Regions from separate parts of the Homo sapiens genome. Here region 1 is linked to region 2. Evidence: chromatin contacts called from ENCODE Hi-C data. All regions are on one chromosome and are shown on one strand. The core of a region is the stretch at or near the end of the contact, and the rest is flanking DNA. Distances in the headings are between cores, read along the strand shown.

What was found. Hi-C counts contacts between places; a loop is a spot of excess contacts on that map. Pooled maps may share reads with other maps.
Region 1: a loop to region 2 is called in a map of Right ventricle myocardium inferior, with 2.7 times the contacts of the local background. The contact joins two enhancer-like sites. A Hi-C loop is called at or near these places in 2 of 168 maps with a recorded cell type or tissue (A673 and Right ventricle myocardium inferior), 1 of 37 single-sample maps with no recorded cell type and 10 of 50 pooled maps.

The regions. Positions count from the first base shown.
Region 1 is chr4:182,555,408-182,558,107 of GRCh38, reverse strand. The region is part of intron 3 of TENM3 (teneurin transmembrane protein 3); the gene reads right to left. Among named protein-coding and RNA genes, the nearest start is that of TENM3, 310 kb to the right of the region's middle. Within about 2 kb of position 1,352, at least 2 of the 41 ENCODE cell types and tissues checked have a DNase peak (open chromatin) inside an H3K27ac peak, as active enhancers do.
Region 2 is chr4:182,805,430-182,808,129 of GRCh38, reverse strand. No RefSeq gene overlaps it. Among named protein-coding and RNA genes, the nearest start is that of DCTD, 110 kb to the left of the region's middle. RefSeq lists an enhancer at 1-497 and silencers at 1,577-1,626, 1,647-1,736. Within about 2 kb of position 1,320, at least 5 of the 41 ENCODE cell types and tissues checked have a DNase peak (open chromatin) inside an H3K27ac peak, as active enhancers do.

The DNA of each region.
Region 1 (2,700 bases), core at 103-2,602, 250 kb after region 2:
AACTCACGATTACCTCAGATGCCATTTAAACCCTTCCTTCATGCATTCAAGGGAAGGAAATCGGATCGTAGCCGTAGATGAAAGCAGAAGGTATCGGGCAAGTTCTCTCTCTTTCTAATACTCCAAAGAAACGGAATCAATCAGATCAAGCGGGAAGTAAACTAGGACTGCAACTGAGTAACGGGCAGGTTAGACATTTTGATAGTTCTATATATTTACTCAGAAGGAAATCACTGTAAACATGTATGAATGGTAGAGAGACATCTAGGTAAAAGTGTTTCTGAGGCACATAAAGGGTACCTGAGGGACAGAACCACACCAGAAGTGATTCTGAATCTCAGCTGGGCTGGTGACAGTGCAGCAGCTGGAGGCTGGGGGAGAGAGCACAGATGAGAATCTGTGGGATGCAGAAAGGGAGACTGTGTGGTCTGAACTTCAACTCCAAAATGTTGTACCCTGTGGCTTCTATTTAAGCATCACTGGCTAGAGACTATATGTAGATTCAATCAACAGAGCAAGGGCCAAATTCATCAATAAAAAAGACCATTAGCACATGGATTGATAGGATCTTGCTTAGGGTTCCGTAGAAATGAGGGCTCATCTGTTAGCTCAAATAAGGCCCCTGTCCTTTTTTAAAATGAAACAAGTATTTGAAAATGTTAAGAGCTGAGCCCTGGTTTATTTGAACAAAATGTGAAAAATAAGCACAATTGTAGAAATTCAAGTACATCACAGTTTACTTACAGACAATTACGATTCTAATGAAGCTCAGAGTACTTAGTTCACACACACGAGTGATCTGAGTTGGACAGGAACAATAAATAGGGTCCCAGTTAACAAATGCACTAACCATTAATATCCTTTTGAAAGCCGCAGTTTGCTCTGACCCTATGAACAGGATTGGTTTATAAACAGGTAATAATTAGATACAATGTTGAATAGAAAAAGTCATTTAATTTTGATTTTACATGAGATTTTATAATTTTGTTTTAAAGTTCTCCGAAAAAAGCTCCACAAAAAAACAAATACAGAACCTAGGACAATCTTGTAGAAGAAGAAAATGTCTGGTAACCATATTTAGCAACTGGTTTTCAGTACACATTAGATGTATGATTTTAAAAACTGGCTGCAGGAATGAATGAACTCTTGATTAGATGAATACTGCCTCTAGGGTAACCTAATGCACATCCCTCTTGCCTTCCCTTGCCTGTCTTCTAGGGAATCCACAATGTGTATGCACATTTTACCTAGTTCAGCCTGAGTCAGGCTATTGAGATGTTTTTGTATGCTTTTCTCTGCCTATTCTTTATATAGTAACATGGGGTTGATATGCCAGCACTTCAGTCTACGTAGGAGTGGGTCATCGTCATTTCAGTGTTTGCTTTATAATGCAACGTGGGTGCCCTCTTAAGATTTCCCAAATGAATTCAACAAAGTGCTGGCTACAGGGGAGTGGGAAGGGGAAGACACTTGTAAATTGGTCACTTTAAGCTTCACTATGTAAGTAAAACTTATAAGAGATAAGCTACCATTCTCTAAATATAAAGTTTTAAATAATTCTTTAGAAAAGAAAAATTTTATTTTTTAAATAGGACAATTCCTCTTTATGAATTCTCATGACCAAATGATTTCACTAATTACTTTGTTGTATTCAATTTTGGGATAGTTCGCATAGTTGAGTTTGTAATGCAATAAACTATGCCTGAATGGTCTGTTTACTCCACTGCAAGTTACAAGCAAAATGCTTTCTCCTGAAAGGACTTGTCTCTGAAATGCACAAAGTGGCAAAAAGCCAAGGGAAGCTAGCTGGTGCTTAAGCAACCAAGAATGAGCAGTGCCTGTGTGCATTGCAATCTCAGCCAACCGAAGTAAATGTTATTGGAGTTTTTGTGCTGTAAAATTGCTGCTTTCATGCCCACTGCATCTGACAACAGGAATCCTTGGTCTACTAGGAAGGTGGGAGGTTGTTGTGCCTTCTAGCCAGATTCCTACATTCCTAAGAAAAGGGCTGGGAAGTGGGGTAAAACTTCTATTGTTCCTAATGGGCTAGGGACAATGAGACTCAAGTTGGTGGCATATTTGGTCAGAGAAAGAGACTAAACAACAAAAAAAGTACTAATATTACTTCCTGCATTAAGCATTAGGACCTGGGAAGTTATTCTTTTAGAGAAACTCTTCAGTGTTTGTAGAATAAAAAAAGTAATTCCAGAGGCCTCAGGACCTGGGAAGTTATTCTTTTAGAGAAACTCTTAAGTGTTCGTAGAAAAAAAAAAAGTAATTCCAGAGAGTAGTGGATTAATGACTTAAGTTTTTAATTTTCAGGAAATTTAAAAAAGCATATTTTACAAATCATAAAATCAAGATCAATAAATACATTATTGCATTTTGAAGGGCAACAATTTAAAACCCATATAAATGCATTTAAGTTAATATGTGCACTTGGTTTTCTTGATGTACTGAGTCTTTCTTGACATGGTATTTATTTGTAAGGCTGTTTAGTTAATAGCACATTCATTCAGTGCTCACTTACTGAGCACCTACTTGAACCAGGCCAAAATTTCATCACCAATGCTGTAGTTTTAAATGTACTTTAGGTCCCAAATCAATGTTTAAGCCCCAAACCATACAAATAATCTTTTTGTTTAAATATATTGAAAAAAAATTTTAAAGCATCCACTGCTACTTCTAGGCAACTATTTT
Region 2 (2,700 bases), core at 71-2,570:
AAGGCCAGAGCCTGGCTCCGGCGCCTCTCGCAGGCAGCGCCATGGGGTGGCGGAGTGGGAGCCAGGGCGAGGGACTCAGGTCGGGAGCAGATGCATGGGGCCTCCCGATCTGGGACTGCCAGCCTGTGCTTACGACCCAAGAACTTGTGTTTAGGACCGGGTTCCCGAGCAGCCCCAGAGCCAGACAGAGTTGTCACAGCAGGCGAGGCGCTCGCTGCTGCCGGTGGAGAGCCCCTGCCTCTGGCTTCGGCAGAGGCCCAGGGCGGGAAGCAACCTGGCTGAAGGCCACAGGCGGTGGGGGCAGCATCCGCAAACCCGGGGCTCCAGACCTGGTGCAATATTTCTCCTAGTGCCACAGCCCACAGCCTCCTTGGTGATATATGTGTGTGTGTGTGTGTGTGTGTGTGTGTGTCTGTGTGTGTGTGTGTGTGTGACAGAGAGAGAGAGAGAGACAGATATCTCACTCCGGGCCTCCTGGTCATCCCGGCTCCCAGTGGGCAGGGGAGCGCTTTGCCCTCCTGGTGAGTGGGGAGGAACGAACTGGGCATGGGCACGCTGGGCTCCAGCTCAGGGAGCAGGGCCTCTCCCGTCATCCTGCCACTGCTGCCAGCGCCTGGCTGATCTATCTTGGTGTCCCGTTAGTGGCCCTTTGGGATTTCCCATGCAGCTGTGCCTGCTGCTTCCCAACCCGGCCTTTATCTAGGTGATATTTTGGCTTTCCTGAGCCATCTCCGGCCTTACTCATTTCAGCGAGAACCCGGGTAGGAAAAAGGGCCTATATATTGGCCTCCCAAAATGCCAGCGGGCTCACTCACGGCCGGTTTCTGAAGGCAGGACACCAGCAAACAGGCTGCTATATGAGATTAGCATCCATTGGCTTCTCTGGGCGACAACCCAGGGGCAAAAGGTTGAATCCCTCCCCACTTCTGCGCCGCGGTGGCTTTCGTGGCTGCCGCAGGCTTGGGTAGAGGAGGGAGACTGGATGTCACCGCTGCAGGGAGGCCAGGCCGAGGCGGCTGGGGAGCTGCGGGGAAGCGGGAGGGGGGGCGGCTTTCGCTCTTCCAGGCTGTCACTCCAGCACGTTCCGTGAGAGCCCAGCTCCCTCAGAAATAAAAATGCCACTCTGAATTTAAGTGATCCGTTCTTCCGGGACATTCTTTCCAGCGACAGGACTGTTAACATGAAAAGTAAAAGGGAAACAATATGATAGTTCAGAAATCACTGTTTTCAGGCGCTGCGGAACTCAGCCCGCGGACGATTCCCGGGAGGAAGGGCCTTATTTCGATCTGTGAGTGAGAGCAACGCGGCATGACAGTGTCTGCTCGACGTGCAGGGAAATCTTACCCGAGCCACTTTGGCAGGGCCCAGGCCTCGGTGCGGCGGTGCTGAAGCAGAAGTCTCCGCTTTAAGTGTGAAACTCGGAGGGCAGAGCAGAGGTGGGGAAGAGAGGGTCAGAGAGCCGGCCCCGCCGCGGTTGGGGTGGAGAGTGGCGAGCGGCGAGCGGCGGCGCCTTCTCTTCGGTTTCACCTCGGTTTCTGGCCCGGGAACTGCCCTTTTGGCGTGCAGGACTTTCCCTACCACAGCCGCGCGTCACTAGGGGGCGCCGGAGCCCTTCCTGAAATCGCCGCCATCCCCTGCAGGGCCCGCCCGGGGATGCAGGAGGGGGCGTCCCAGGACCCCTGCCCACGGGGCCGCCGGATGTTGGGACGGCTTTTCCATGTCCGCAGAAGCCGAGTCCCAGGAACCCCAGGGGAAGGCCAGAGGGAAGCCCCAGATGAGGGAGGACTCAGGGAAGGGTGTCGTCTTCCTCTCGCTACCTCCCGTTCTCTGCCTTGGGTCACCTCTGTGTTCTGCAGTGACCTGTCACCTGTCAATGCTCCAGACTGAAGTTAAACGCCAGGCTTGATTTTTTTTTTTTTTTTTTTTTTTTGAGCTTGGAAATCATGTCATAGCTGAATAAAGATATTTTACAATCTGCTTGTTCGTTACCTTTTGTCAATAAATTAAGAAACTGGGGATGACAGACTGGCTCTAGGTCCTTTTGAGATCCTGAGTCATCAACGTCGCCCTGGCCCACCGAGGGAGCCCTATGGCATTCCTTCCAAGCCTTAAAGGACAGAGAGGGTTAGATTCAACCTGACCCATTGCAACGAGAGAGAGCGAGAGAGAGAGAGAGAGAGAGCGAGCATCGTGGATGCAAAGATAGTTCTGGGGACGATTTTTGCAGAATTTTCTCTGGAACAGGCAGACTAGACTTTCCCTAGTGTTCGTGTGGGAGGAAGGTGTGGGATGGGGCAGTCTCCAGCCTACGGTCATTAACCACGGTGCAGAAGAACTCCAGGTTGAAGAGAGCCTGGTGAGCCTCCTCACCGACCTCCACTGAGCGCCCCATTTTCAGCCTTTCAGTCACGCCCGAGAATTTGTCATTTTAAGTCCTTGGGCATTTATGCTCCCCGCACTCTCCCCTGATAGAGTTCACTTGTGAACATTTTTAAAAATTCATTTTGACCCAGCGGACCGCTTGTAAATCCTGACAGTTGTGTGCAGCGAGCTATGCCATAGAGAAATGGCCGCTGTGGCTGGAATTCAGGAAATCTCTGCACACAGGTGGAAGAACGAGATTTCCCTGCATAATACAGGATGAATGCCTGTGGCCAGGGCTAAGCGTAGCTCACAATTCACCCTGTAAGCAGGGGGACT